Regions from separate parts of the Homo sapiens genome. Here regions 1 and 2 are each linked to region 3. The links are chromatin loops, found by intact Hi-C in ENCODE. Cell type or tissue: endothelial cell of umbilical vein. All regions are shown on one strand. Links, peaks and the distances in the headings refer to the core of each region. The heading gives the core; the rest is flanking DNA. Region 1 overlaps FRMD4B (FERM domain containing 4B). Region 2 overlaps FRMD4B (FERM domain containing 4B). Region 3 overlaps FRMD4B (FERM domain containing 4B).

Region 1 (10,873 bases), core at 5,464-7,963, 77 kb before region 3:
CCATATCTTGGCCAGGTGTGGTGGCTCACTCCTGTAATTCCAGTACTTTGGGAGGCCGGGGTGGGTGGATTGTCTAAAGTCAGGAGTTCGAGACCAGCCTGACCAATGGTAAAACCCCATCTCTGCTAAAAATACAAAAATTAGCCAGGCGTGGTGACATGCACCTGTAGTCCCAGCTACTCGGGAGGCTGAGGCAGGAAAATTGCTTGAACACAGGAGGCAGATGTTGCAGTGAGCTGAGATCGTGCCACTGCACTCCAGCCTGGGCGACAGAGTGACACTCCATCTCAAAAAAACAAAACAAAACAAAACAAAAACCCATATCTTAAATGCAAGGAGTAAAACTCTTGAGTATTTTCAGAAAAGTTTAGACAAAGAAGTTCTGGGTATTGGGAAATGTATAACGTAAAAACGAGAACACCTAAAAGGATGTCATCACACCCAAGTTTCCTCTGTGGCCGAATCTCTAACCTTCCAGAGCTGATGTAATGACATCCTGTTAAGACTCTCGTTAGCGTGCTCACTGATGTATTTGATGCCACCAGGGCTGAGCTACTGCTCTGGGCACCTGTATAACTATTATGGATATTTACAACTGGTATCCCTTCTTGTGGTTTTGTACCTAGTCTGGTTTTTAAATATTTCCAATAAAATACCTAATTTTGAATACATTCTTTCTTTCCAGATATATTGGCAGGTACTTGATGGCAGGGATTGTGGCTTTTTCCTTAAATGAGACAAAGAATATAAAGCACTCATTTAGGGCCCCTGTAAATGCATTGGGCTTAATACATTTTTTTTTGGTGGAGGGGAGCATAAAATCAGGTACATGGCACTCTATGGTTAGAAATGTAAAGATAGATGAATTTAACAACTTTAGCTTATCAGTGAAGCCTTGCTACCAAAAAAAAGTCCCAAACCAGCCAATCATTGGTCACAAGTATATAATAAAGAAACTTTGGACAAGCACAATGGCTCACGCTTATAATCCCAGCACTTTGGGAGGCTGAGGTGGGAGGATCACTTGAGGCCATGAGTTCAAGACCAGCTTGGGCAACATAGTGAGACCCTGTCTCCATAACAGAATTTAAAAAATTAGTGGGACACAATGGCACATGCCTATAGTCCTAGCTACTTGAGAGGCTAAGGTGGGAGGATTGCTTGAACTGAGGAGTTTGAGGCTGCAGTGAACTATCATTATGACTCTGCACTCCAGCCTGGGCAACAGAGTTAGAACCTATGTCTTTAAAAAAAAAAAAAAAAGAAAGAAAGAAAGAAAATAAATCTTTACTGTTTATGCCTCTTCATAGAACTATTTTTTACAGTGCTTTATGTACTAATTGCTTTTCTCTGCATTCAGACTAGTCAATCCTATTTATGAGCTATCTTTCATTTTTCTTCATGTGCCAACAGTTCAACCATGTGGTAAATGCTTAGACATGTAAAGGAATAGAAAAAACAATGGACAGTCAGGCACCGTGGCTCATGCCTGTAATCCCAGCACTTTGGGAGGCCGAGGCGGGTGGATCACGAGGTCAAGAGATCGAAACCATCTTGGCCAACATGGTGAAACCCCGTCTCTACTAAAAATACAAAAATTAGCTGGGCGTGGTGGGACATGCCTATACTCCCAGCTACTCGGGAGGCTGAGGCAGGAGAATCACTTGAACTTGGGAAGCAGAGGTTGCTGTGAGCCAAGATCGGGCCAATGCACTCCAGCCTGGTGACAGAGTGAGACTCCGTCTCAAAAAAAAAAAAAAGAAAAAACAATGGACATCTGATGGTTCTGCCTGTCTGGCAGCCACTTCCTTTTCTTCTAGCAGCATCTTCCATTTCTACACGGAACTCCGTAAGCTCCAGCTACAGTGGTGTGCAGTGGCGCCATCTTGGCTCACTGTAACTTCCGCTTCCTGGGTTCAAGCAATTCTCTTGCCTCAGCCTCCCAAGTAGCTGGGATTATGGGCACCCGCCACCATGTCTGGCTAATTTTTGTATTTTTATTTTTATTTTATTTATTTTTTTAGACAGAGTCTCACTCTGTCACCCAGGCTAGAGTGCAATGGTGTGATCCTGGCTCACTGCAACCTCCACCTCCCGGGTTCAAGCAATTCTCCTGCCTCAGCCTCCTGAGTAGCTGAGATTACAGGCACCCACCACCACACCCGGCTAATTTTTTGTATTTTAGTAGAGACGGGGTTTCACCATGTTGGCCAGGCTGGTTTCCAACTCCTCACCTCAGGTGATCTACCCACCTCGGCCTCCCAAAGTGCTGGGATTATAGGCATGAGCCACCACGCCTGGCCTAATTTTTGTATTTTTAGTAGAGATAGGGTTTCACCATGTTGGCCAGGCTGGTCTGGTACTCCAGACCTCAAGTGATCCGCCTACGTCGGCTTCCCAAAGTGCTGGGATTATAGGCTGAGCCACTGCAACCAGCCTTCTCCTGGGTTTCTAACATGCCTATCTCCTTCCCATCGGCATACCCTGTTCTTTGATGAGAACAAGCCATACTGTTCTTTATGAGCTTTCTGCCCTTCGGGTCTCAGGTTAAACATCACCTTCCTCAGAGAGGCTTTCCCTGAACACACCAAATGTCCCCTCCCTGCATCCCATTACTGTCCCCCATCTCATTTGTTTCCATCAAAGATAATTACAAATTTATGTCTTTATTTCTTTGCTTACTTGTTTCTCACCAACCATCCCTCCAAAGACTTCAAAGGAAACAAATACAGTGTGACAGAAACTACTGATCTCCCCTAGGATCTATTTTTCCTTATTTTTAGTAATAGAACATCTTGAGTTATGCCAGGCGCGGTGGCTCACACCTGTAATCCCAGCACTTTGGGAGGCTGAGGCAGGCGGATCAGGAGGTCAGGGGTTCGAGGCCAGCCTGGCCAACGTGGTGAAACCCCATCTCTACTACAAATACAAAAATTAGCTGGGCGTGGTGGCGTGCGCCTGTAGTCCCAGCTACTCAGGAGGGTGAGGCAGAAGAATGGCTCGAACCTGGGAGGTGGAGGTTGCAGTGAGCCAAGATCACGCCACTGCACTCCAGCCTGGGCAACAGAGCGAGAATCCATCTCAAAAAAAAAAAAAAAAGAACATCTTGAGTTAAAGCTTTGCCCAGGGCCACCCACCTAGAGACAATACCACCCAGCTGCCCTTGCACTCAGAGTTGGTACTTTCCAAATGACAGAGGAGCCTGCCTAGGCCTCCCTCTTTCCATCTTCTTCACCAATACCTAACCAATTTTCTAAAAGTTCCATGTTTTACGAGAACTGCTTAAAATTCTAATTGCGATCAACTATGGGAGGGGAAGAGAAAGACCATGCTGTACAATACACTTTCTATAAATTAAAGTATGGTGTGGAGGGGAAAATAACCCACTCAGTGAAATAACTCACTAACTCATTGGGTCCTCACAATGATCTGTGAGGTGGACAGCAGACAAGAGTTATCTCAATTTGATAGCTGAAAAAAATGAAGGCCCAGAAAGTTGAGTGACAGCTCTGAGTCAGCCAGCTGGTAAGTGGAAATGCAGAACTGGTTCTTATTTCAAATCCATGCTGTAGGATGGGAGTTCTCCTCCCACTGACTCTGCAGAAGGTTTTAACAATCAGATTGATTACTGGTGTGGTTAAAGCTTAGATACACACTTTATAAACAGGATGGACCAGTCTCTGGTTGACATTCTAAAATCCAATTATTTTCTTCCATACCATGCTTTATTTGGCATTAATGTAGAAAGAGAACAACCCATGTTCTCTTCTCCTACAGTTAATCTCATCTAGAATTTCAGCAGTGTCAGAAGTAGCTTCTAATCTAGGTCCAAGGTGGTATGGTCATGGTGGAAAGAAGAGCTTAGAAATGCTCAAGATAGCTGTGCTTAAAGAAATAACCAAGTCACTGTCTTTAAATAAAATAACCTTGTAGTTGTATGAGAAGAAAACAGGAAGACTTTTGTGCTTGTTACTTAATTCATTTGGCTTTAGGGATTTGGGAATTCCAATATATATAGAGACAGAAACAGAAAGCTAAGAGACTTTTCCCACCTTCACATGCCCTGTGGTGATGAAGTTCACCTCAAGTCTTTCTTGGCATGATATAAGGCAAAAAGATACTTATCTTGAGAAGCATTTTGTCCCACTATGGACACCTCGACAGTATGTCATTTTATCTCTGCCATCTGACAGGCTCTGGTTTTCCAGGGGAAGTATTTGCCGAAGGGATACAAATCTGTCATGACATAGACTAATACTTGGCTCAGTCTCTGACCCACTGTCTGCTTCTTTATGAAGAACAGACATTTTTCCTTGAAATACTGAACAATAAATACTTAGAAGGAACACAAGGCTGCTTTTTTTTTTTTCTTTAAGTGAAACTTCATCAGTCTCTAAGTCCAAATGTCTTACCATTTGGAATTCAGTTGAGTTCTGGTACGTTTTCACATTCTCTAAGAGTTTGCAATGACATATTCATACACAAAGGGAGGATTAAAAAGTAAAGCTGCTTATTGTCTTAATTTTTAATACCCTGAATGTTTGTGGTTTGTAATTTTGGATTAAAAATTTTTCCTTTAATTTGCGTCACACCTTCAGGCATGATGCTTAATGAATTAGGAGGTGAAAGAAGTGCTCACACATCTCCGAAAACAGAAAATTTGAGGGTGGAGGCCGGGTGTAGTGGCACACATCTCTATTCCCAGAACTTTGGGAGGCTCAGGCAGGTGGATCACCTGAGGTCAGGAGTTCGAGACCAGCCTGACCAACATGGTGAAACTCCATCTCTGCTAAAAATACAAAATTAGCCAGGCATGGTGGCGCATGCCTGTAATCCCAGCTACTTGGGAGGCTGAGGCAGGAGAATTCCTTGAACCCGGGAAGCAGGGGTTGCAGTGAGCTGAGCTGAGCTCGTGCCATTGCACTCCACCCGGGGCAACAAGAGTGAGTGAAATGCCATCTCGAAAAAAAAAAAAAAAAAGAAAGAAAATTTGAGAGTGGATTCTTAGTACACTAAAGCTGTGGGCTTGTAGCAATGTTGTGTCCCTCTCTAACCAGTGATCCAAGAATATTTCCCATACTCTTTTATTGTCTGTCTTCTCACTACTACTAATGATGATGGCGTATCAGCTATGGTGCTAAATTTGTCCTCTAGGTCTTACAACCACCCTACACAGTTGGTGGCAATACCCTTGTGCAGATGAGAAAACCACTTTTAAAGAGAGATTAAACAACATGCTCAAGGTGGCACAGTAAATAGACACCAGGGGCAGAGGTTGGGATGTCTCCCAAACTCTTTCCCTGCATCACTGTACTACACTACACACTGGTTGAAAACAACTTGTTGGCACCCCAGACTGGCAAAAAAAAGCCATATAAATAAAAGACTTGAAGAGCATCTGCTGGATGCCCTGGGAGGTCAAACAAATACCTCCCTGCCCTTAACATTCACAGGTGATAACTGATACAGAAAGGTCTGAAGGTCACTGCTGGGAGATCTTGGAACAACTCCTTTTCAAAACAGCCTTTCGGCATCAGTTTTCTTATTCTTAGTACTTATTCTCAGTAAATTTCCCTTCTTCTGGCCTGCTTTTAAGCCACATAATTGTAACAAGACGGGATGTGGCTCAAGAGGCTGAGCACCTTAAGGCCTCTCATTATAGCCTTTGTTTCATTACAGTTTGCCAATTTGACCTTCATTCCTGCTGGTCCATTGGTAAACTTGCAGCCTGCACAGGTCCACACAAACAGCTGAAGCATGATCCTCCTTTAATAGAAGGCTGTGCTCATGGTCCTTTAAATTATGCATTCTTTCATTTGTGCAAACTAGGCCAGGAGAGGGACTTGTAAAACAGCCTCAATCCTTACATTGTCTGGACATAAAAAATAAATATATGGAAGCAAAATCCATTGTCAGATTTTAACAAAAGAAGAAAGGAAGAAATAAACAATGGCACAGAGTAGACACCCCCCAAAAAAAAAAACGGAGAAAGAGAAGGCAAGAAAGTGATAACATGGGCCGGGCATGGTGGCTCACGCCTGTATTCCCAGCACTTTGGGAGGCCCGAGGCAGGTGGATTGCCTGAGGTCAGGAGTTCGAGACCAGCTTGGCCAGCATGGTGAAAACCTGTCTCTACTAAAAATACAAAAATTAGCCAGGCATGGTGGCAGGCACCTGTAATCCCAGCTTCTCGGGAGGCTGAGGTAGGAGAATCACTTGAACCCAGGAGGTGGAGGTTGCAGTGAGCCAAGATCGTGCCATTGCACTCCAGCCTGGGCAACAGAGCGAAACCCCGTCTCAAAAAAAAAAAAAAAAAAAAAGAAAAAAAAAAAGAAAAAAAAGAAAAAAAGCGATAACAAAAGATGGACTGTGTAGGGTCTTTTTAAAAATGGAGTGGCATGTTTTGGAACTGAAATAAAAAAACCCTGCAAATCCAAAAAAGGAAGTAGCTTCTGACCCTTTTCTAGACTCTGGAATGAACAAGCAAAACTGATTATGATCAGTGTCAAGAAGTATTTGCCAATTTCTATGAAACTGTGAACGTAAAGAAAGGCCTGTGAGTCATAAGTACAGGAGAGGAAATTAACTGCAATATTTACTGTGCAGATTCTGATTCACTACTGTTTTGGGACAAAGCCTGGTTGCTGTTAGCAGATGCATTTACATTCTGCTGGAAGCTCAATCTTATCAAGCCACATTAGCTAATAAATTACTTGTGAGTTGTCCTAATATTTTACATGGAAGATTCAGAAAAACCAGTAAGACTCCTGAGTGTTATTTCTTAAGTAAAATTCAGAAGAGAAATAAGTTAGCAAAAAAATCTCAATACAAGTGAGGTCTACCTTAAGAAAACATGATAGACAGCATTTTGGTCTTGCAAAATAGATAAACTAGGGTAAGGTATTTGTTTGACTGGGTTTTTTTATTATGCTCTGCAAACTCTCTCCACTCCTACAAATGGAAACAAGTATGATGTCCATCAAAAGTGAAGTGGTTAAATAAATTATGTATTTCCACATCATGAAGCACTAGGCAGCTTTAAAAAAGTGAAAAGAAATCGGTTTATAAGTGAGCTAGAGAAATATGGCAAGGTATGAAACACTGTATATATTAGATTTCTCTGTCTTTGTAAATGCTTAGAATATACACTGACAAAATCTAAATGAACTGGTACCATTTTTTTAACAGTTGCTGGTTGTCATGGAGGAAAAATGGGGATTGCAGAAGACTTCTTCCCCTAAAGCATTTTTTTGTAGTGTTTGCTGCCATTTTTTCTTCCTTGCCCTCATGAGTATTTCTTACTCTGGGTAAAAAAAAAAAAAAAAGCTAACAATAAATAAAATTGATTTTAAAAAATATTTGAAAAAATTGGGTATCCTTCATTTCTAATATTATTGATTAGAAATTAGGTTTTAGAAGTCAATTTTGAAATATAAGCAGGAACAATAGTACTTATACTCCTCCTGGAAATTAATTAAGTATTCCTTAAATTGATCTTGGTCACAGAGCTTATAGAATAAAAATGTTAACAGTATGATTACAAACATGCTCTCTCATTGTCCTCTACTGCTTGTTGAATGATGCGCTGTTGTTTTCATTGATTTTTTTTTTTTTTTTTCTGACACAAGGTTTTGCTCTGTCACCCAGGCCGGAGTGCAGTGGCATGATCATAGTTCATTGCAGCCTCAACCTCCCAGGCTCAAGTGATCCTTCTACCTCAGCCTCCTGTATAACTGGGACTACAGGCATTTGCCACCATGCCTGGCTAATTTGTTAAGTTTTCTTTTTCTTTTTTTTTGTAGAGATGGGGTCTTGTCACATTGCTCAGGCTGGTCTTGAACTCCTGGCCTTAAGTAGTCCTCCCATCTTGACCTCCAAAAGCACTGGGATTACAGGCATGAGCCACCACCCTCGGCCTTATCAATAATTTCTAGTAAGAAGCCTCAACGCCCTACTAGCCTGATCCAGGAAAGCTGGATCAGTATTGGAGGTGGGTGGCAGAGGGGATATGGCTTTCCCTAATCTACCCTTTTGTGTTATCTGTGTCAGTTTCACAACCATAAAATGGGGAAAAGAGGGGGTTTTATTTATTTTCATAACTCATAGAAGACTGTGTGCAATGATTCAAGCTGCATGGACACTTAGAAGATGAAGAGTACGTATGATTATAGGGCTGTTTTATAAAGAGATTGGCTGTTTTTCTAACACACATGAAAGCAAGAGACAGATGGAAATTACAGGAGTTATTTAAGGCTGTGATGTCAGGTTGTGATAATGCAGGTAGCTGACCATGGTCTGTTATTAGAGGCCATTGTTTTACTCCTGTGCTTTCAGTGATGGCAGGATGGCACAGGGAGAGTGGCAAAACCAACCAGGGCAGCATGAGTCAGTCTTGATGTCACTGTCATACCAAAGGAAGCCAAGAGCAGCTGCATGGTGATCTATATGGATTCTTCAACTCTAATATGGGCAAAAACGTGTTGTACACTTGAGCTTGGATCAAGAGAAGCAGATTCAGCTGAGCACAGTGGCTCGTGCCTGTAATCCCAGCACTTTGGGAGGCTAAGGTGGGAAGATCGCTTGAGCCCAGGAGTTCAAGACCAGTCTGGGAAAAATAGTCAGACTTTGTCTCTGCAAAAAACTTTCTAAAAATGATCTGGGCATGGTAGCATGTGTCTGTAGTCCAAGCTACTTGGGAGGCTGAGGTGGAAGGATTGCTTGAGCCAGGGAAATCGAGGCTGCAGTGACCTGTGATCAGGCCACTGCACTCCAGCCAAGGGAACACAGCGAGACTCCATCTCAAAAAATAATAATAATAATGAATTTTTTTTTTTTTTGAGATGAAGTCTCACCCTGTCGCCCAGGCTGAAGTGCAGTGGCGTGATCTCGGCTCACTGCAACCTCTGCCTCCCAGGTTCAAGCAATTTTCCTGCCTCAGCCTCCCGAGGAGCTGGGACTATACGCGCATGCCGCTATGCCCAGCTCATTTTTTGTATTTTAGTAGAGACGGGGTTTCACCTTGTTGCCTTGGCTGATCTCAAACTCCTGAGCTCAGGCAACCCACCCGACTCAGCCTCCCAAAGTGCTGGGATTACAGGTGTGAGCTACCGCACCCAGCTAATAATGAATTTTTTTAAAAAAACAGCTTCATAGTAAAATTTTAAATGGACATTAATGTTAGTTATTTAACCCTGGAAATCCAAATCTGATAGATTGTGACCCTCTTTTTTTTTTTTTTTTTTTTTTTTTTGAGATGGAGTCTCTCTCTGTTGCCCAGGCTGGAGTGCGGTGGCACAATCTTGTCTCACTGCAACCTCTGCCTCCCAGATTCAAGCAATGCTCGTGCCTCAGCCTCCCGAGTAGCTAGGATTACAGATGCCTGCCACTACACGTGGCTAATTTTTGTATTTTTAGTAGAGACGGGGTTACACCTTGTTGGCCAGGCTGGTCTCAAATTCCTGACCTTCTGATCCACCCACCTTGGCCTCCCAAAGTGCTGGGATTACAGACAGGAGTCACCATGCCTGGCCTGTGACCCTTTCATAAATAGCACACAACTGATTTTTCTCTACAAAAAGCAGACATGTTCACTGCAGAAAATGGTGAAACAGAGATAATAGCAGCAGAAGAAAGAAGACTTATACCTGCATCATTGAGAGATCACTAGCACCAAAACTTTTGGGTCATGTCTTTATTATTCATTTATATGTCTACCATCCAATTCAAATATGTATATGCATAAATGTACATATAAAATTTATAAAATAAATGGCATCATCCTGTTCATACTAACATAAAATAGAAACCTAATGGTGTGTGCTTGTGGCTCACGCCTATAATCCCAGCATTTCGGGAGGCCAAGGTGGGCAGATCACTTGAGGTCAGAAGTTTGAGACCAGCCTGGCCAACATGGCAAAACCCCGTCTCTACTAAAAGTACAAAAATTAGCCGGGTGTGGTGGCGTGTGCCTGTAATCCCAGCTACTTGGGAGGCTGAGGCAGGAGACTCGCTTGAACCCAGGAGGTGGAGGTTGCAGTGAGCCACTATCAGCCCACTGCACTCCAGCTTGGGCGACAAAGTGAGACTCCATCTCAAAAAAAACCAAAAAAACCCCAACAACCTAATGGTGTGTGCTTTTCAACTATGTTGTGATTAACATGTTTTGAACAGTTCAAAGTTCTCCTAAAGTGATCCACACTTACCTTCCGAGGCTTCACCTTGTCTTGTATATCATATTGGCCAATTCCCTTATAGCTTATTCCAAGCCACCAAGGAAGTCCTTGCTTATCCTAGAAGATGAAAAAGCATGAGAACCAAGACCTAGCTGTTAACTCTTCTAGAAGTGAATAAAATTTACCAATTTCACCTCTTTTTTTTTTTTTTTTTTTTTGAGACGGAGTCTCATTCTGTCACCAGGCTGGAGTGCAGTGGCATGATCTCGGCTCACTGCAATCTCTGCCTCTGGGTTTGAGCAATTCCCCTGCCTCAGCCTCCCTAGCAGCTGGGATTACAGGTGTGCACCACCATGCCTGGCTAATTTTTTTGTATTTTAGTAGAGACGGGGTTTCACTATGTTGGCTAGGATGGTCTTGATCTCCTGACCTCATGATCCACCCACCTCAGCCTCCCAAAGTGCTGGGATTATAGGTGTGAGCCACCACACCTGGCAATTTCACCTCTTAACAAGTATCAGCAAGTCAAAATAAAGCTGTCTTGATAAACAAAACATTTAAAAACCTAACTTGTTATTAAAACACCTACTTGGAGTTTCTTCAAATAAAATCTTTAAGTTGAAATAGTCCAGGACTGTTAATACCATCAAAAAGAGTAAAGCATTACTGTTTTGATTAAACAGTTGGAGAAAATAAATAAA
Region 2 (10,873 bases), core at 4,048-6,547, 110 kb before region 3:
GACACTGGAAATAAAAATGGAAAAAGATAAAATTAATGGAAATATTAAAAGTGAAAAATTGTTAAGGTCATTCAGAGGTACATTGCAATCAGCTTTGTCAGAGGAGAAATTTAAGAGGGTTTGAAATAACAGAGTTCCTATTCCAATTTAGTGACTTCCTGGCTATGTGACCTTAGGCAAGTAGTTTATCCTCTTTAAGCCTCAGTTTCCTCATCTATAGAGTAGGGATAATAATATTAATATATTCTGTATAGGTATGATGCCAGGATTAAATAAGGTAATTATGAAAATCTTTAGCACTGTACTTGATACAAAGTACTCAGTAAATAACTATTAATATTATTATTGAGAATAAGATTAATTGAAAGATAAATTTGTCAATTCAAAAAATAATCTAGGTTGGGGCCAGGTGTGGTGGCTCATGCCTGTAATCCAAGCACTTTGGGAAGCCGAGGCGGGAGGACCACTTGAAGCTAAGAGTTCAAGACCAGCCTGGCCAACATGGTGAAACCCTGTCTCTACCAAAAAATACAAAAATTAGCTGGGCATGGTGGCGCATGCCTATAATCCCAGCCACTCAGGAGGCTGAGACAGGAGAAATACTTGAGCCCATGAAGTTTAAGTTGCAGTGAACCAACATCACACCACTGCACTCCAGCCTTGGTGACAGAGTGAGGCTCTGTCTCAAAATAAATAAATAAATAAAAATAATTTCAGGTCAGCTCAGTGGCACAAGCCTGTAATCCCAACACTTTGGGAAGTCAAGGTGGGAGTAACGCTTGAGCCCAGGAGTTCAAGGCTAGCCTCAGCAACATGGCAAAACCCCATCTCTGCAAAAAATACAAAAATTAGCCTGGCATGGTGGTGCACACCTGTAGTCCCAGCAACTTGGGAAGCTGAGGTGGGAGGATCACTCAAGCCTTGGAAGTCAAGGCTACAGTGAGCCATGTTTGCACCACTGCACTACAGCCTGGGCCACCAAGTGAGATCCTATCCCAAGAAAGAAAATAATAATAACACATAAATAATTTTTAAAATAACTGAAAAGACAAGCAAGAAAACAATTCTCATATATTGCGAGAATCTTCCCATTCACGCTATGGTGTTATAAAGGTAAGGTGATGAGTCTGGGTTTGTCAGAGGCCTTGGAGGAAATGTGTTCCATAAGTTGACTTATTGAGACTTGACTATTCCTCAGCCAAAGACAACACTGGCCGCTAGCAAGATCAAGGCTATTTTTTGTCTTAAAAAAAAGTGTGTATGTGTTGGGGTGTGGATTGGGGGAAGAGGCGAGGTGGTAAGTAGCACAGGAAGGAATTCAGGAAGAAGGGATTTAGTTCTACAGAGGAACTGAACTGGAACAAGACAAGGACATAATTTGGGAGCGAAGCCCAACAAATGCCTCATCACTGGGCGTTTGTTGTCCTCTCTATAAAACCAGTTCTGCTCCACGCCTAGGATGGACAAGATAACCACACGCCATGATACTCGTTCAAGACTCAAAAACCAGCACTGCCCTTTTTCCATTTCCTGTTTCTGGCTTCAGACCTACTCCTCTTCTCTCTCATACACACAAAGTGCCTGTGATCACTATGGGACAAACGCATTTCAAAACTCATCTGTGGCCCTGGATGTCATGAGGTGTTGACTAACAGATGTAACACTCTGAGTTTGAGCTTCCAAGCCATTTCCAAACTGAAATCAGAGGCTCTAAGCCTTGGTGGTTAAGATGTTAGAGCTGTGGGGCTGGGTGTGATGGCTCATGGTTGTAATCCCAGCACTTTGGGAGGCTGAGGTGGGAAGATCACTTGCAGCTAGGGCTTAGAGGCCAGCCTGGGAAACAGAGCCCAGTCTCTACAAAAAAATAAAATTAGCCAGGCATGGTGGTGTGTACTTGTAGTCCTAGCTACTTGGGAGGCTGAGGAGGGAGGATCGCGTTGAGCCAAGGAGTTTGAGACTGAGTGAGGTATAATAGTATCACTGCACTCCAATGTGGGTGACAGACTGAGACTGTCTCTTTAAAAAAGAAAAAAAAAAAAAAAAGGAGCTGAGCTAGGACAGAATCCCCAGAATCCCCATCCCACCACTTAGTAGCTTTGGAACTTGGGTTATTTAAACTCTGTAGCCAGAGTTGCCTAAGCTGCAAAATTAGGATGATAACAATAAGCATAACAATAGCAATCACTATATAGAACTGTTGCATACATTAAATAGGAGAGTGCATGTAATGTTCTGAATGTGCATGGCATCTAGTAAGCTGCCAACAAATGGTAGTTGTCATTACTAAAACTGAGTCACCGAGAGATCCTTCAGGTGGCTGGAAGGGACTACAATGCCAGGACTAATCTGGCAAATAACTGGAAATTTATCACTCCATGAGAATGACGCCTGCCTGTTGTAATACATTTCTGCAGTTTTAAAGTGGAGACAGAAATGAGGGGAATTCCAGCAGGGAATTCTGGGAGTACTGATTCCACCCCTGTAGTTCTTTAAAGAGTGATGCCTTTTGGTCTGTGGGGCCACATCTTGCTGGTGTCAGCAAGGCTCACACCAGGTCTGAAACAGGAAGCTTTACCTCCATTTCACCTTTACTAAGCTAGCAGCCAGGAATGTTGAGTTTCCTCAGTTAACACCTGCTTCCCCCAGGCACCACCCCAGCCCTGTGCCGTAGTGACCATCCACATGCATCTCAGCCCTCCTTGTTTGGTCTTTCCCTTGTAGTACTCTGTCTGTTCTGCCCAGGTTTGACCTGTGAAAGTTTCTCACATCTTGAACTTTAAGAGGAAGAAAGGTGTTTTCTAGGTCAGAGCCATAAATAAGAAATAATTACCGAAGCCCTTTCATATGTTAGATGTGGTAATAGATGGGACAGCCCTAGTGGAAGTCCAAAGTCCTGCACAAATAGGAGAGAACTTGAACCCAAATAGAAATCTCCATGGAAACGCCTCATCAACAAGTACATGAAACTTTTAAAGGTGTAGTTTTCACTTGACTATTATACAATGACTCAGGAATCCTTATACTATGTCTCACTAAGGTGTCATGTTAATAAGGGAGAAGGTGAGACTCATGACCTACAGGTTTTCTGGCAGTTTGAGAATTCATTCATTTCTTAGCGTTTTAAAATTGCTTAATTTTTAAACATTCCTCTGGCTGCTGACTCTGAGCTCATCGTGGCCAGGAACTAGTTCAACAATGGGTCCTCCACATCTTGAATGTGGCTGCTCATTTGCTGAATAAATAAAACCATACACAGAGCCTCCCCTATCTTCTATTTCTCTACTTAAAGTACCTAGTACAACTGGGAGTAGGCAGGAAGTCCTCCACAAATGTTAGCAGAGTTAGGGGCCAAAGTCAACATCAAGAGTATAAAGGAAACATCTCTAATCAAAATTATCTTTGAAAATCCCTTAAGTCAACCACAACATAGGTATATATGAATACTGAATTACAATATGCATGGCCAGGCACTGCGGCTCTCACATGTAATCCCAACACTTTGGGAGGCCAAGGCAGGAGGGTTGCTTGAGGCCAGGAGTTTGAGACCAGCCTGGGCAACATAGCAAGACCCAACCTAAGCCTCCTTGTTTCTACAAAAAAAAAAAAAAAAAAAAAAAAGCAAATTACTTAGAACAGTGCTTAATCAATGCCAGCTCCTATAAGGATTCTTACGAGCCTTATGCAGGCACTTGCCTAAGTACCTGCATAATCCCAGGCTTGCATTCAAAGCAGTCCTTAGATGATCAATCTTGGTGGTGAACCAGGAGGGATGTATAATTCTAATGTTTTCTGCTTACCTGAGGGTTTATTCTTTTAAAATATCAAGCCTCAATGACGTGAACACATTTAAGAGATGTGCCTGTCAACGTAAATCCTAAAAAGACAAAGCAAGTGAAACCCCTAACACATCCCAGCCTAGGCGACAGAGTGAGACTCCTTCTCAAAAACAAAAAACAAAAAACAAAAAAAAACCCTAAAACAGGGCAGCACAGAGAGTAAATGCTCAATCAATGTTTGCTGGATTTGAATCTACAATTTGCTTCATTAGACTCATGTGTACTGAGTTCTTTGGAGAGCTGGAAAGAACTGTTTTTAAGTTGGAAATTCTTATTGTGGGGTTCCACCGAATGGTTGCCCCACTTTTGACCCTGAGTACTGGTCTCATGATCCGTGAGGCGGTTTTAGGTGGGCAGGAAACACGATGTAAATAAAATCCAGGTGTTGCGTGTTTTTACAGTATTCTCACCTGAAGAGTACGAGGATGCACGACTGCTTGGAGAACAAGGTACTTGCAGCCCCGCAAACCCCAGGCATCTCTGTGATCCCCTGTCTGAGTCAAAGCTGGTCTGCGGGCTGTGTCCCTGATCCTTCTGCCCAGAGGCCCGCTGGTACCAGCCACGCAAGTGCTCGGCAACTAAGGCCTTGTGGATGTTTTTGGTGATGTGCTCCGATTTTGCAGCAGCCTTCCTTGGCAGCCGGAGAGTTGCATATGGGTTATGGGGTACCCGGTCGACCTCATCTTCGTGAAAGGATCTGCTGTAGTCCCTCTGGCGCTCATATCCATAGTGGGCTGAGGACCGGTAGGAAGGGTTGACACTATACTGTCCCTCGGTGTCATTCTCATAGACATAACCACCACTGTAATAAAAGTCACACTCTGCATAGGGTGTGTACCCGGCAATGTAGTAACTGGAAGACGGTGGCTCCTGACTCTTTGAGTAAACACCATTCCTCAAACTATCCTTTTGTGCTAGGTTGGGCATGCTTCCTGAATTTGAAGTAGAAACATTCTGTTTCTTTGACCTCCTCCGACCCCTGGTGCGAGTGTCCAGGGTCTGGGTGGTGTAATAGGGGCCGGTAACTGGTGTCACACAGTAATACTCTGTGCTTGATTGGCTTGTATAAGAAGACCCGTCATCGAGGATTTCTGTGCTGCTGCTTCTTTGGGATTTGGAGAGGGAGAAAAATGGCTTATCGCTGTCCATCTCGGAGAGCAGGTGGGACTGGGACTCCAGGCTTCCACTCCGCTGGCGGCAGTGCTGAGATGAAGATTCGGGTCTGAAAGAGGAGAAAGGCAAACTTCTCAACACCAAGAAGAAAAGGAGGACCCAAATAAGAAAAAAGAATAGCATGCTGAATGACTGAATAGCTCGTGAATTACAATAGGACTTTGAGTTGCCAAAGCTGACTGCACAATAGAATCCATTGTTCTCCAAATCTGTTGGCTCACATGTAGGTTCATTTTGACCATGGTCAAAATGAGAAAAGAGCTGGCTTCTGTTAGTTGCGCAAGCCAAATCCTTCCTTGAGGGTAGGGAAAGACACAGACTGAGGATGCACAGTTTGCATCACAGCCTGGAAAAAAAAACAAAAACAAAAACAAAAAACCCAACGTGTCTTTGGAGGGTCCTGTCTTCCTAGAGGATATGAAGATATGGTACATTCGAGTGGAGGTCAGAGGTGGCTGGGCTGAGTCATGGCACTGCTATTTCCCAGCTGTATGAGCTCAGGCCAGATATTTAACCTCTCTGAATCTTGCTTCCTCCTTTGTAAGATGAGGATGAAAACAATATATAATATCTACCTCACAAAAGGCTTGCTGTAGGGACTAAATAATCCAGTGAATATAAAACATTTAGCACAGCACTCACAAACATTTCAAAATGTTGCTATTGTTACTAACTTCATCCTCACCATTGAATAATGAATGGTAATATGTGACTGGGGAAATTAAGGTACTAAAAATCTAATGTATATTTGAACAAATCAAATACATTTTCTTTGCCAACATATTTGAAACCATAAGTTAGCAGAAAATGTAAAACCATAAAACAAGGTCCTGCTACAGAAAGTCACTTGAAATGATTAAAAAACACAATAAAGCAAGACAGAACCTCAAAGCAAAAATCAAGACAGCTAAAGCAATGAGAAAGAAGCTCTCTTACTCCAAGTGGCTGCTGCTGTAGGCGTTTCGGGTAAGAACTGGCGTGGTGGGCATGCTTCGTCCTCCCTGGGGCCGCCTCTCCAGAGTTTTGTAAGGGCTGCTGTGTGTGGACAGCATTTCTCTGTGATGATAAAAAGAAGAATTCAGGAAATGATGAGTCTCTCAACATCTCTGGCAAACTTGTCATAAGCAGATACAAAACTTACTAGAAGCCCAAGGAAAGGGAAAATAGGGAGAAAGATAGGAAGAGTGTCTTTGTGGTTCACTAAACCACAAAGAAAACCCGCTAAAACAGCGGGAGCACATATGGTCTGACTTTCTGAGTCACAAATATGTAGGGAAAAAAAGGACTTTTAATAAAGAGTACACTGAATAAAAAGACTCAAAGCAACTAGAGCTGTTTATGTAGGCACCTGAACATTCAAAACAGTCCTTAGATGATCAAATCTTTGTGGTGAACAGGGATGGATGTATAATTCAGCAAACTCCTTTTTTGTAAACAGTCTAGAATACTAAATAGCTTTTGGCTTTGTGGGCCAGATGGTCTCTAGAGCGACTACTCAGCTCTGCCCTTTCAGTGCAAAAGCAGCCATGGATAATATGTAAGAGAATGGGTGTGGCTGTGTTCCAAGAAAATGACCTATGGATGCTAAATTTCATATCATTTTTACAGGTTGTAAAATATTATTGCTTTTGATCCCCCCACCACCAGCTACCTAAAAATATAAAAACCATTCTTAGCTCACGGTCTGCGCAAAAACAGGCAGCAGGATGGATTTGGCCACTGGACTGTTGTTTGCTGGTCCCTGGACTAAGAACAACAGCTTTAAGTCACTATGTCTACTTCCCAGCATGGTGACAACACAATTAGAAGTTAATTTTTTTTTTTTTTTTTTTTTTTTTTGAGACTGAGTCTTGCTCTGTCGCCCAGGCTGGAGTGCAGTGGTGTGATTTTGGCTCACTGCAAGCCCCGCCTCCTGGGTTCACGCCATTCTCCTGCCTCAGCCTCCGGAGTAGCTGGGACCACAGGCGCCCACCACCACGCCTGGCTAATTTTTTGTAGTTTTAGTAAAGACAGGGTTTCACCTTGTTAGCCAGGATGGTCTCGATCTCCTGACCTTGTGATCCGCCCACCTCGGCCTCCCAAAGTGCTGGGATTACAGGCGTGAGCCACCGCGCCCAGCCTGAAGTTAATTTTTTTTAACTAAAAATAATTTTGATCAAATTTTACTTACTACAAAAGCAAGTCTAAGTTCATTAGGAAAACTTTAAAAATACAGATAAAAAGAAAAATTTAAATGTCTATAATCTTTTTTTTAGATGGAGTCTCGCTCTGTCATCCAGGCTTGAGGAGAGTGGCACAATCTCAGCTCACTGCAACCTCCAGCTCCTGGGTTCGAGTGATCCTCCCACCTCAGCCTCCCAAGTAGCTGGAATTACAGGTGTACACCACCATGCCTGGCTAATGTTTATTTTTTTTATTTTTTTTATTTTTAGTAGAGATGGGGTTTCACCATGTTGGCCAGGCTGTTTTCGAACTCCTGACGTCAAGTAATCTGCCTGCCTCAGCCTCCCAAAGTGCTGGGATTACAGGCGTGAGCCGCTGCCTGTATAATCTGATACCTTTTACATAGTCAGGCAACATTAAATGTTTTCAGATTATTTTTCCTAAGCACATAAACTTATTAGCATGTATTTATACATAAACATACATATTTATTTTTTAACAAAACATGAGATTTACTATATATTCTTTTTCAACGCTCACTTTTTAAAAAGTTAAGTTGTACCTAACATTTTATGTTGCTTACTATTTGCCTACAGTGTTATTTTAATGACTGCATAGCATTTTATTGTATGGATTTACCATAATTTATTTAAATAATCAGCTAGTTGAACATGTGGTTTGTTTTCAATTTGCCAGTAGTGTAAGCAATGCTGTAATGAGCATCCTACATGTAGTTAGTTAATTCAGTAGTAAAATTCCTAAGTGAAATTGCTGGATAAAAAAGCAAATCCATCTTAAGTGATTGGAGATGTGGGTATAATAATTTTTAAGACAATGATTCCCAGCTATAATTCTTCCTTTTGCTGAAATAGCTTTGTTTTCCCTAACATAAGAAGCACACTTGTCTCATGTTATCCAATAGGACTTTCTGCAATGACAAAAATGTTCCGGGTCTGTTCTGACCAATATGATAGCCACTAGCCACATGTGGCTGCTGAGCATTTGAATTGTGGCTAGCATGACTGAGGAACCAAATTTTAAATTTTATTTACTTTTAATTAAATTGGCTAGCATGGCTGTAGCTCCTTGGATCTCTTACCATTTCAGGCAAAAGTTCCTAAATGCTAATCCACAAACTGGGGCCGATATGTGATAAAGATTTCACTGCTCTTTAACAAATTAGAAATATAACAATGTGACCTGGCGCGGTGGCTCATGCCTGTAATCACAGCACTTTGGGAGGCCGAGGTGGGTGGATCACGAGGTCAGGAGATCAAGACCATCCTGGCTAATATGAAACACCGTCTCTACTAAAAACACAAAAAAATTAGCCAGGTGTGGTGGCAGGCACCTGTAGTCCCAGCTACTCAGGAGGTTGAGGCAGGAGAATGGCGTGAACCTGGGAGGCGGAGCTTGCAGTAAGCTGAGATGGCACCACTGCACTCCAGCCTGGGTGGCAGAGTGAGACTCCGTCTCAAAAAAAAAAAAAAAAGAAAAGAAAAAAAGAAGAAACATAGCAATGTGGAGGTTATATTTTCATAAGTCACAATTTATCCACCTTGAATAATCTAATAATCTACCTTGATTTTGAGAATAATTTCCTTTATTTAAATTTTTTTAATTTATATTTTTGGCCCTTGTAGAGCAAATACTTCCCATCTTTGCTGAGATGTGGTATAACATGTTCACTGAAATCAGATCACAAGCTTTGGATCCTGCCAAGTTCTAGGCTACCTAGGTTCAAACCTTGATTCCCATGTTTACTAGTTGATGAACCCAAAGAAGTTATTCATGGTCCCTGGCCCTCAGTGTGCTTATCTGTAAAGGGTAATGACAGTAGTAACACTATCAGGGTTGTCGTGAAGATTAAGTTCATTAATAAATTACATAGAAAAAACATAAACAGTATCTGGGACACAGTAAGTACTCAATAGCGGCCAGTTGTAGTGACTCATGCCTGTAATCCTAGCACTTTGGGAGGCCGAAGTGGGCGGATCACCTGAGGTCAGGAGTTCAAGACCAGCCTGACCAACATGGTGAAACTCTATCTCTACTAAAGATACAAAAACTTGCCGGGTGTGGTGGCGGGCATCTGTAGTCCCAGCTACTTGGAAGGCTGAGGGGGGAGAATTGCTTGAACCTGAAAGGTGAAGGTTGCAGTGAGCCAAGATGGTGCTGCTGCACTCCAGCCTGGGTGACAGAGCAAGACTCTGTCTCAAAAAAAAAAAAAAGTAAGTGCTCAATAGAAATGTTATATGAAATTAATATAAAATGAAATTAACATTACATTAAGTGAAATGTTAACTTCATTCGATTAATATTGCCACAACGATAGTGAATATATTTTTTATATCAAAATGTCATTTCTTTCATGGATTCATGGTGCTATTTTTTTGAACATTTCTTTTTTTTTTCTTTTTCCTTTTTTTTTTTTTTTTTGAGACAGCATCTTGCTCTGTTGCCCAGGCTGGGGTGGAGTGACATGATCATAGTTCACTTCAATTGTGAAATCCTGGGCTCAAGCAATCCTCCTGCCTCAGTCTCCCAAGTAGCTAGGACTACAGGTAGGCAACACCATGTCTGGCTAATTAAAAAAGAAATTTTGGGCCGGGCACACTGGCTCATGCCTGTAATCCCAGCACTTTGGGAGACTGAGGCGGGTGGATCACCTGAGGTCAGGAGTTCAAGACCAGCCTGGCCAACATGGTGAGACCCTGTCTCTATTAAAAATACAAAAATTAGCCAGGCATGATGGCGCGTGCCTGTAATTCCAGCTACTCAGGAGGCTGAGGTGGGAGAATTGCCTGAAGCCAAGAGGCAGGGGTTGCAGTGAGCTGAGATTGCACCACTGCACTCCAGCCTGAGCGACAGAAAGAGACTCTGTCTATAAAATTTGTAGAGATGGGGCTTCATTAGGTTGCCCAGACTGGTCTCCAACTCTTGAGCTCAAGTGATCCTCCCACCTTGGCCTCCCAAAGTGCTGGGATTATAGGTGTGAGCTGCCGCACTCAGCCTGTGTTTGAAAATTTCTTTTTAGGCAAAGCAAACAGCTGGTAACTGTTTGTTTGCTTTTTAAAGATTGATCCATACAGCCAAGTTCTGGGAACCACTGGCCTGTCATGTTTCTAAAACCTGGTCTCATTGCCCTGATAATATTTACCTGAGATATTTGAGAAAATGCTTGGATTATCTATTTTACAGATTATGAGTTTAAGTCCCATGTTTATTTGCAGGACTGGAAATCAGTCCTGCTACTTGGTTTTGCAGAGTGGACTTTAACGACAATTTCCTTAGACCAGTGACTATAAAACTGAACTGTGGACACTATGTCTAAATCCAGATGATAATTAATGTCCCTATAAGTTAATATAGATCAAATAGACTTTAAAGTCAAGGAAATGGTCAAATGCATTTTAAAAGACTTCTTAAAAACATTTTCAGCCAGGCACGGTGGCTCAAACTTGTAATCCCAGCACTTTGGGAGGCCGAGGCAGGCAGATCACCTGAGGTTGGGAGTTCGAGACCACCCGGACCAACATGGAGAAACCCCGTCTCTCCTAAAAATACAAAATTAGCTGGGTGTGGTGGCTTGTAATCCCAGCTGCTCGGGAGGCTGAGGCAGGAGAATTGCTTGAACCCAGGAGGCGGACGTTGCGGTGAGCTGGAGTTCACGCCGTTGCACTCCAGCCTGGGCAACAAGA
Region 3 (10,873 bases), core at 4,506-7,005:
TGCAGAGGTACAAGAGAAACGTCATGAGTTGAAAATCTTCATTCTAACCACCTTTGCATTAGCAACAGAGAAAACACTTGATCAATGCCAACTAGGCAGTGAAAAATATTACAAGGAGCGATTGTATGTCTCCACATAGGAGAGGATAGCCAACTGTGGTTTATGAAACGTGTTCCTGACTCAGTAAATGCTGTGTTTGAAAAGCTGTGTTTGTTATATAGGTGTCTACTCATCAGTCAACCCTTAGAGTTCTTAGGAAAACCTGAATCTCAGAAAAGAGGGCTGTAGTAAAGCCTTTGATGCTGGGAACATTTTACTTTCCCGATAGACTCAGCCAAAAACTCTGCTTCGAATATTTACACTTCCAGCCAAGATGGAGTAACAGGGACTGAATTTATCCTCTTAACTGAAAAAACAAAACAAAACAAAACAAAAAAAACAAAAAACAGACAAAATATATAAAACAACAGTTTTCATAACACTGAATATCCAGCAACGAAGATAGTGAACCTTGAACAAGGCGAGCCCTATGACTGCCCCCAGTACTGTCAAGAGAGGGCTCCAGGCTGTGGAGGGAGAAACACAGCAGAACACAGTGAACTCCCTGAGCTAAGGAGATGCAGCAACTCCTTAGTCTGGGAGATCAAAATGAATAGAATTTGCAGAACAGTCTGCCAGAGAAAAGAGAGCTGCGAAGAGAGAGAACCCCTGAAAATCTATAGAGGGTCTCCTCTGAGGATTCGGTAGAGCACTCATCATTCCATGCATGAAAAGAAACTACCCAAAGTTGGAGACCATCTGAAAGGATAAGAGGGAAGAGTGCCTCATCCTTACAGGGCTGGAGGTGGTGCCTATTCCCACCAGCCAGAATAAAAAACTCATAATTCATGGGGCATTGAATAGAGTACTCAGGAAGATCAGTATGCAGAACAATTAGCTATAGAATGTGCACTGCTCTGGGCTAGACTAACAAATCATAAAAGCAAGACCTGAAAAAAACCAAACCATATTCAATCAACTAAACTGCATCCCAAAACCAAACATCAAGAATATTTATAGGAACACAAAAAATATATAGCATTCAAAAAGATACAATTAATAATGCCTACCATCCTACCAAATATTGCCAGGCATGCAAATAGGCAGAGAAACATGACCCATAACAAAGACAAAAATCAATCAAAAATACCCGGAACTGACACAGACATTAGGATAAACAGACAAAGGCATTAAAACAATTATTATAACTATATTTAATATGCTTAAAAAGTTAAATAGTCACATGCAAGATGTAAAAAGGATCCAAATCAAACCTCTAAAGATAGAAACTCTAAGGCCGAGCATGGTGGCTCATGCCTGTAAATCCCAGCACTTTGGGAGGCTGAGGTGGGAGGATCACCTGAGGTCAGGAGGTTGAGACCAGTCTGGCCAACATGGTGAAACACCATCTCTACTAAAAATACAAAAAATTAGCCAGGTGTGTTGGCACATGCCTGTAATCCCAGCTACTCGGGAGGCTGAGGCAGGAGAATCACTTCAATCCAGGAGGTGGAGGTTGTGGTGAGCCAAGACTGTGCCACCGCACTCCAGCCTGGGCAACAAGAGTGAGACTCTGTCTCAAAAAATAAAACAAAACAAAAAAACAAAAACAAAAACTCTAATATACAAAATGGGATTAATGGCAGATTAGATTGCAAAAAACAGATGAGGGAAACTGAAGACAAAGCAAGAGAAACTATACAAGATATCATATTCCCCCAAATCCCCACAAATGCAAAGCATTACTATGTGACAAGTTCAAGTGGCCAAGCGTATGTGTAATTGGGCTTTGCAAATGAGGCATACATGAGGCCAAAAAAAAAAAAAAAAAACCTGAAGAAATAACGGCTAAAATGTTTCCGAATTTGATGACAACTATAAGCCAAGATGCTCAATAAATGCCAATGACACACACACATACACAAACACATGAAGAAAGCTATACCAAGGCACCTCATAATAAAAATCCTCAAAGCAGGCCAGGCACAGTGGCTCATGCCTATAATCCCAGCACTTTGGGAGGCTCGAGGCAGGTGGATCACCTGAGGTCAGGAGTTTGAGACCAGCCTGGCCAATATGGCGAAACCCCATTGCTACAAAAAATACAAAAATTAGCCGGGTGCGGTGGTGCACACCTATAGTCCCAGCTACTCGGGAGGCTGAGGCAGGCGAATTGCTTGAACCTGGCAGGCAGAAGTTGCGGTGATCTGAGATGGCACCACTGCACTTCACCCTGGGCAACAAAGCGAGACTCCATCTCAAAAAGAAAAAAAAAATAATTGCTCAAAGCAGAAAAAAGAAAAAAGAGAAAAATTTAAAAGCAGCTAAAGAAAAAGATATTCCATACAGAAACACAAAGATAAAGATGACAGCAGACTTCTCATCAGAAACAATGCAAGCAAGAAGATAGTGAATCAGTATTTCTAAAGTACGGAGAGAGAAAAACTGCCAACAAGAATCCTATATCATGTGAATTATCTTCTAAAACCAAAGGCAAATAAAGATGTCTTCAGGTACAAGCTGAAGGAATTCACCACTAGTATGCCCACACTATAAGAAATGCTAAAGGAAGTCCTCCAGGCAGAAAGAATCATAACAGACAGAAATATTAACCTACACAAGTGAATGAAGAGCAACAGAAATGCTAACTCCATGGGTAAATATGTAAGACTTTTGGTACTGTTTAAATCTCTTTAAAGTTAATTGAATATTTACACAAAAATAATAATGTCATGTGCATCTGTAACTTATCTAAAAGTAAATTGTATGACATCAATCGCATAAAGGCTGAGAGGAGAGAAATGGAAGTATACTACTGTAAGATTCTTATGCTACATGTGAAGTGGTATAATATCATCTTGAAGGTAGACTTGATAAGTTAAAAATGTGTATACTATAAACCCTAAAGTAACCATGGAAACAACAAAGAGTTATAGCTAATAATCCAACAAAAGAGGTAAAATGAACACATAACATGCTCAATAACCCTAAAAGAAGGCCTGGAAACAGGTATACAGTCTGGATAGGGAATTCTGAGATTCCCAGGCATTGAGATCAGAACGTACAAGGGAGGAGCCAGGCTCCACTGGGCATCTCTTGGCCCATGGCTTCCCTTCCCTTCCTCAGGAAGTTGCTTGAGAAGACCACAGTGAAGGCTTTTAAAGCTATGCTAGTCTGCAAAGAGAAAAAACAAAAAACTGAGAGTGTTTAAAAACTTTTTTTGTTTTATTCTTGTTTTTGAGACAAAGTCTAACTCTGTCGCCCAGGCTGGAGTGCAGTGGCACAATCTAGGCTCACTGCAACCTCTGCCTCCAGGGTCCAAGTGATTCTCCTGCCTCAGCCTCCCGAGTAGCTGGGATTACAGGGGCACACCACCACGCCTAGCTAATTTTTGTATTTTTAGTAGAGATGGGGTTTCACTGTGTTGGCCAGGCTGGTCTCGAACTACTGACCTCGTGATCCACCTGTCTTGGCCTCCAAAAGTGCTGGGATTACAAGCATGAGCTGCCATGCTCGGCCGTAAAAACGTTTATAGCAATTTGACATGGCTGTAACATCCCAGCATGGGATTATTTTTCTAGCAATGCATGTTTATTGAATTTTATAAAAGTGATCTGTCCTTGATTCATTAGATAGAAATAAAAAACAATAAAAGAAAAACCCTGTCCCTTACCACAGATAACTGAGATACTGCTTGAAAATATGTGGCTGTGAGCAGCTTTCCTTGCCTAGATTTAAGGTGGCACATGTGTGCAGGGATCAGAAGGCAGAAATTGAACCGAAATAATAAGGCTGGTTTTGAATTACTGTAAGTGTAGGGCATACCTTATTTAAAAAGATTTCTGGCCTAGACGTTTTGATTATGATCTGATTGATCCATCTTTCTGTCTTTCTGGGTCACTCTGTGTCGATTATTTGCTGGATTTAAAGTAGTAGTGATTGTGCATATGCAGGATTCCCGTGCAGATGGTTGTCTTTCCCACTCAGAATTTGAGAAAAGATACCATTTGTGTATGTGTGTAGTTGGGGGGTAGGACATATTCATGGAAAAGATTGTGGCCTTTTTTTTTTTCTTAGTTTGAATGCAAGAAGAGAGGCAAAACCATTTCTTCCTGTCATCCCAGTCGCTCTGGAGGCATCCAGTGAACATGACAAACGGGGCACCTACCTTGTGCACACAGGCCTTTGCATTCAGGAAAAACAGCTCCACGGTGGTTTTATCCTTTAAAAACGATATGCTCTCAATGTAAAACCTGAAAAACAGCAGAGGAGTTTGTTCCTTCAGATTTATTTTCACCTCTCAGCATTCCTCATTCAGTGTTCCCCAAAAGCAGGGCAAGAATTTTGAGAAACCTGAGGAAGGTTGTGCTTTCTTTTCCGTTTTAAAAGAAATATGCACCGCACGTATTTATGTGATGGATGTATGTGTATGTATACCTAAAATCTCTTTCAGGATGTTTTTGTGTCTTGGAAGGTGAGTTAAAGAGAAACCCCAAATGGTATTCAACCAAAAACAAACAAAAACAAACGTTTATCTGTGTTGCTTATTCTTTGAAACATGTTCTGGGAGTTCATAATACCTCAGACAGCTTCAAAACAAAGCGCAGATGAACTAGGAGTTGAAAGCTGAAGTCGGCTGAGCAAGCACTACCTAACCGAACCCCAAAGCCTGCTTGAGGCTCGGGGGTTTTTAGACGGAGGGGCCTGAGGGCCCCATGCCTACCTGACCCCCATTCACTGGGTGAGTTTCCATCACACTTTTCAATCACTCCTTTCTTCCTTCCCATCCTTCCAGGCCCTGGGTTTTCCTTTGGCTCAAAGCCAGGCTCTCAGCAGCCATCAATCTTGGTCTTTTCTCATGCAAATCAGGGTATTCTGGGCCTCACTGCCCCACTCCCTTTCTAGGATTTTGCTTGTTCAATCTGTGAAACCACAGGTTGCAGGCAGGCCCCTCTCAGGAGCGCTCTGACAGCTCCCGGGTGGGGAGGAGGCTGAGTCTTTAACAACTCTGTTTTCATAATCCTGTACTGATGAGGCCGGCTTGCAAAGGCTGGCACTCTGTGGTGTGCGAGTGGGCAAGCTGGGGCCCCGAAGTTTTCCTCAAGTTCTGGAGCATTGCTTGATTAATAATCATGAAGAGCCATCAAGCCCCAAGACAGCTCACTGCTTTGAGTCCGAAAGGGAATTTACTCTCAGATCAGTGAGAGTGAAGGTAAACCAGGGCTAGGAAGTGGCCAGGTGAACCTATCCTTAGCTCTGCGGAATCCTGAGTGCTTGAGCCTTTGCTTCTCTTTTTCTCCCTTTCCACAGTGATGATACCTTTGATAAATAAATGCAGCTGAAAGGGCTGTGAAAGATTTTATCACTGAGATGGTAAAATCATTCGAAACATTCCACCCTTTAATGTTGAGTCATCAACGGAAGTTCCAGAAAGAGAACAAATCCTTTGTATTTTTACTTACAAGCTTTTATCTCACTTGTAAGTGAGGTTAATGAAGATGGAGGAGTGTCAGATTTATGAGAAGAGAAAGTTAAGTACAAAGGTGGTGAAGGAAATGAGGAGTTGGGGGAAAAATAGGTTTTGGAATCCAAAAGATCAAGATGTAGTGTTTCATGTCCACCATTTATTCGCTGTATGGCCTTGGGCAAATTATTTAGTTTCTTTGTGTCTTTTTTAAATTGAATGTCGTGACTGTACTTATCTCTGAGGAAAGAACAGAACTTTTATCTGAGGAATTCCAGTTCTTTCAATTTATCAGGTCTAGAGAGGCATTAAAATAGACAACAATCAAGTCTTACTTCCCTCCTTGAGCTATGTATTTTTCTCCGGAAACTGCTTGCTACTGCCAAAACTAGCTGCACTGGGCACATTAGTGTCCACTGCCCCGGACACTGTAACCCACAACCTGTAGCTCAACAATGGATAGCCAGGCCAGACGCAGTGGCTCACGCCTGTAATCCCAGCACTTTGGGAGGCCGAGGCGGGCAGATCACTTGAAGTCAGGAGTTCCAGACCATCCTGGCCACCATGGTGAAACTGTCTCTTACTAAAAATACAAAAATTAGCTGGGCGTGGTGGCGGGCGGGCACCTGTAATCTCAGCTACTCCGGAGGCTGGGGGAGGAGAATCACTTGAGCCTGGAAGGTGGAGGCTGCAGTGAGCCAAGATTATGCCACTACAACTGCAGCCTGGGCAACAGAGGGAGACTCTGTCTCAAAAATAAAACAAAACAAAAAAAACCCAAAAAACAACGTATAGCCAATCACTGATCAATGTTATTTCTGTAAACCAAGGAGAATTAATTCCTGACGAACAACTTTTGTAACTGTCCCCTTTCTTGATTTGTCCTTTTTTTCTTTAAACACTTGGACCTCTCCTTACTTCTCCAGAGCACTTCCTAAGGCAACTTGGAAGTGTGTCCTAGGCTGCAGTCCTCAACCTTGTCCCAAATAAGCTTTTTATATTAATTTTGTCTCAGCTTTTCCTTTTGGGTAGACAGTATTCTCCTCTCCCATCAGTCTAGTGTCTTCTACCCTGAGCCCTGCTGCGTGGACTAGGCGAGTCACCTGACTCAAAGGCAGCCAAGATGTCAGGCGGTGAGGTGGCCTGGAAAGGAGCAAGTGCCACTCAACAGATGCTTTTTATACTGCATGATGAATGAGTCAACCAATTGCACATGGTCTCTTAGAGACTTGAGGGGCGGGTGAGGAGGGATTCAGTGGAGGCAGAGAAAGGCACTAAGCAGAAATTACGAGGCAGCAGAAGCCATGAAGTAGAGAGGGACAAGAGTCCACAGCAGGAGTTGATGGACTGAAGCAGGGTAGCCGAGTCACTTGTGATGGCAGACACCAAAGTGAGGCAGACCAGAGGTTGGCTGCTGCTACAGGGCTGAGATGACCCATGTTATACAAGTTTCTGTGCATTTCCAAGAACCTTCCAGTTCAGCTACTTGGTGGTGGCTGTTTCCTGCTTTCTTGGCTTTCCCATGCATTTGTATCCCTATCAATGAAGATAATATGAGCAGGCTTCCAGTGGGCAGCCTAATTAAGGGCGGCAGCAGGATCCCAGCTAACATTTCCCTGAGCTCTTACTGAGGTGCCTGCAATGTGCTAAGTGCTTCCCGATTGTTCTCTCATTTAATTATCACAACTGCCTTGGGGAGGGACCTATGATGACCCTGATTTCACAGACGCAGACTCTGAGTTTTAGAGATCTGCCTACCTGGTGGGGCTAGGTCTTGGTCTGGGACAATGACTTTGACTCTGTGGACAGTGCTCTTAACCAACATCTCCTCCTGGGCTGCCGCTCCCAGTTCACTCAACTAGCACTCAGCAGGAAGCTGAACCCTTAGTAATTGTGGGCGTCTCAACCATGTAAAAAATAGCAGAAAAATAAGACAAGTGTGACGTTTTCACCAAAATGTTAACATATATAGAAGTACGTGTGTTCTCTATTGCTTCAATAAGCAAAACCATGGCAAAAGACTTACGTTGAAGGATTTTGATTAACCTATGAAACACCTTTTTAAAAGTTAGAGTAGTCTCAGAAGGGGAAGCCCTTTCCAGAGGAAGAGATCTCCCTGCCCTAAAAAAATCCTAGGTCAGATTAGTAGAACTCAACATCTGCCTTCTACTTGAAATTTCTAAGATTATTTTTTTCCTTCACTTTTAATTACTTCAATAGACTTCTCTAACAGGGACTGTATTAAAAACACGGGGTCAATGAATTTTCACACACAACAAAGCTCATAAGAATTTCTTAATATTATTTAAAATTTAGTCTTCACTTGTATTTTCCCATTGCCTCCAAAACTTATAAAAAAAAGAGTTCTGTGATTGTGACATTTAATAAGTAAAGCTGCACTGGCCTATGGCAACAGTCACATATGCAAAAGTCGTAAGGATCACTGGCTGGATATAAATGAGTGATGCTGACCAGATGGGTGAGACCTGCTTGGGGGACACTGGGACACATTTTTTCTGCTCTACTAAAACTCCTTCATCATGGTGTGGGTAGGTGACCCAAGCTAGGCCAGTCAGCTTCTCACCCTGGAGAATAAACTTGATTAGAATGACCTAAAGATCAAAGATGGTTGGAGCCTATTTATTCTGCTAACAGCACTCTGATGAAATTGTCCCTTGGTTTCTGCTCCCTAGATCCCTGCAGAAGCCCTCATCCCTGTGTTTTCTGAGTCTTTGTCAATTCAGTTTTCCTTCCGTTTTGTTTGTTAGCCACAGGTAGTTCTGTTGCTGGCAACTAAAGAACCCAAGTTAATAGAGGGCTTCTTCCATGCTAGGGATAATACAAAGTGCTCTACAGGAATCTCTTTTTTTTTTTTTTTTTTTTTTTCCATCTTTGGTACCACCAGATGCAGTAGGCAACAAATTATGAGCCCATTTTACAGATGAGAAAGCTTAGATACAGAGATGTCAAGTCTTCTTCTTTAGGCCATACAGCTAGCAAGTAGTGGAGCCATGACTCAAACTGAGGTCTGTTAGACTTCTAAGTTCATATTCCAAGTCAATATGATATAATGCTTTCCTACAATAACAATCAAAATGAAATATAACATGTACAGAATGCTGTGGGGGCCCACCAGCCTGAGGCAATTAACTCAGCTTATGAATTAAGGGGAGAATGCTGCCAAACTGAAATCCATAGAACTAAGCACCACAGGAGAGGGGACAGTTGAGCTGAGTCTTAAAGAATGCATGAGTTCACCAGGTAACAAAGGTAGGAAGGGCACTCAGGCGGATAGCATATTAGCCAAACTAATCCTCCTGCTAGTCTTTGAGCCCTGAAGAAACCGCATACAGGTTGCTGGGTAGCTTGGCACCAAATCAATTTGTAGCGCATCCAACTTTGAACAGATACCTTTGTATTAGAAACTGGGTTCACCTTGTTTTTGGAGTCCAGGCCCCTGACTACATCCTAGTCCCAGTAAACAGGTCCCTATCTTATTTCCCACTACTTTCTGGCGACCAGCCCTGGTGCCTCCTGCCTAGGCATCAGATTACCAGCTTTCTGAATCCACAATTCCATCTCTCCCTCAAGGGGGCCATTGTAATGGCTTCATATTTATGGAGTGTATGAAAAATACATATGGGCTTTGGGGAAAATGGCTCTTCAGGCACACCTATCAACACAAACCATGAACTGAAAACAAAATCTAGGGCTTCTTAATGACATGAAATGGACTATCCCAGATTCATAAAGACCTTTTTTTCAGCCTTTTTTTTTTTTTTTTTGCAAAAGGATACTGTTTCCTTTTTGCATGCTTACTGTGAGCGATTTCACTAAGGTTTTCTTAAGTTGAAGCCCATGGTTAATTTTTCAGCTTCGGAAAGAACCCAGGCTTTTTGAATAGGCACACATTTTGGAGACAAACCTCGGCTTCACAAGTGTAATTTCTTGAGAAGAGAATTTGCTCAGGAAGGTTTTGTCACTGTTATTTGGGCTCCTCCCATTAGCATTTCTTTTTCCTTTCTTGGTTGGCTTAACCACTCATTAGTGATGACAGAACATTACACCACTGTGACATGACAAAGACGGCTGGAAGGGACACAGCCCTGCCAGCCAGATGGCAACACATGGATGTCAAAGAGCACAACACCCAGTTGTTTGGAAGTGGCTGTCCTTTGAAGAGTCGCTTAAATTTATGTGGCCAATATTTTCGTCTTGTGGTATTTATTTCTAGTGGTCACAAGTCAACACTAGGGAGTGGGAGAGACATTAGTTTGAATCCTAGCTCCAGTGCTGATCAGTCTTGAGGTCTTGGGGTAGCTGCTCCGCTCTCAGTGCCTCTTACCTCTCTTGCCTCACACACTGGAGAAATGAGAGGGTTTGAAATGTGCTTAACATAGCAGGTGGCATGTAGTTTAGCAGCCAATGAGTGGCGGTGACTATTAGAATATTATTATCTCTCTACCGATGTGACTGTAATAAAAGGCACTGACTTAGTTGGGAACATCTTTAAAGCTTTAACTGTAACAACCAGAATAAAAATTCCAAGTATCTGGCCAGGCGCGGCTCATGCCAGTAATCCCAACATTTTGGGAGGCCAAGGCAGGCAGATCACTTGAGGCCAGGAGTTCGAGACCAGCCTGGCCATCATGGTAAAAACTCATTTCTACTAAAAATACAAAAATTAGCTGGGTTTGGTGGCACATGCCTTTAGTCCTAGCTACTCAGGAGGCTGAGGCAGGAGAATCGCTTGAACCTGGGAGGAGGAGGTTGCAGTGAGTTGAGATCCTGCCACTGCACTCTAGCCTGGGTGACAGAGCTAGATTCTGCCTCAAAAAAAAAAAAAAAAAAAAAAAAAAAATCCAAGTATCTTTCCTAAGTTCTTTCTCTCAAAGAAACAAATGCTACAAAAATGTCTGTTTTAACATAAAATGAGAAAATAGTGTGAAACCAATGCTTTTCTAATCAGTTTCAACTTTTCTCCCTCAACTGAGCATGGTTTCTTTGTTTCCCAGGGCCTTTGCGAGGTCCCAGTGGTATCTTCAAAGAAGGTGAATTGGGCAAGAACTGCTCAATTATTTTGCATTCTGAACAATGCTGAGTTTGTGACTGGCGTCCAGTGAGGGCTAAATCAAAACACCTCATTCTGGGTTTCTTTTAGTCACCATGAGTAATTTTAGGCATTTAACTGCAGCCACACGCCTAGGTAGATTTCTATCAGATCCTCATCCACATTCTGAGCGGGGAGATCTCTGTTTATTGCTTGTAATGACCCTGCAAGGTAGTCATATCTCACTTTATAATGCTGAAGGCTGAAGTGTAATTTAAGTGTATTTCACTTTCTCCAAACACATCACTTTCTGCAAGATA

What was found. Hi-C counts contacts between places; a loop is a spot of excess contacts. Peaks named below come from ENCODE experiments on the same cell type or tissue, not always from the same donor. Only the 100,000 strongest peaks of a DNase experiment are listed, where the experiment ranks them.
Region 1: a loop joins it to region 3, with 6 times the contacts of the local background. A loop is called at or near these places in 6 of 110 quality-filtered maps.
Region 2: it touches region 3 in a loop (5-fold over the local background); 3 of 110 quality-filtered maps call a loop at or near these places.

The regions. Positions count from the first base shown.
Region 1 is chr3:69,206,061-69,216,933 of GRCh38, forward strand. It overlaps FRMD4B (FERM domain containing 4B), which reads right to left. Exons shown (of 23, transcript NM_015123.3): 11 at 10,203-10,289. Among named protein-coding and RNA genes, the nearest start is that of LMOD3, 89 kb to the left of the region's middle. In endothelial cell of umbilical vein, for the core only: no CTCF peak of the experiment used is centred there; a DNase peak (open chromatin) is centred at 6,591; H3K27ac peaks cover 1,950 bases.
Region 2 is chr3:69,176,653-69,187,525 of GRCh38, forward strand. It overlaps FRMD4B (FERM domain containing 4B), which reads right to left. Exons shown (of 23, transcript NM_015123.3): 20 at 5,946-6,065; 21 at 4,247-5,058; 22 at 1-4. Among named protein-coding and RNA genes, the nearest start is that of LMOD3, 59 kb to the left of the region's middle. In endothelial cell of umbilical vein, for the core only: no CTCF peak of the experiment used is centred there; DNase peaks (open chromatin) are centred at 5,459 and 6,229; H3K27ac peaks cover 2,500 bases.
Region 3 is chr3:69,283,545-69,294,417 of GRCh38, forward strand. It overlaps FRMD4B (FERM domain containing 4B), which reads right to left. Exons shown (of 23, transcript NM_015123.3): 5 at 4,208-4,292. Among named protein-coding and RNA genes, the nearest start is that of FRMD4B, 97 kb to the right of the region's middle. RefSeq lists an enhancer at 4,620-5,610. In endothelial cell of umbilical vein, for the core only: no CTCF peak of the experiment used is centred there; DNase peaks (open chromatin) are centred at 5,477, 5,657 and 6,647; H3K27ac peaks cover 2,312 bases.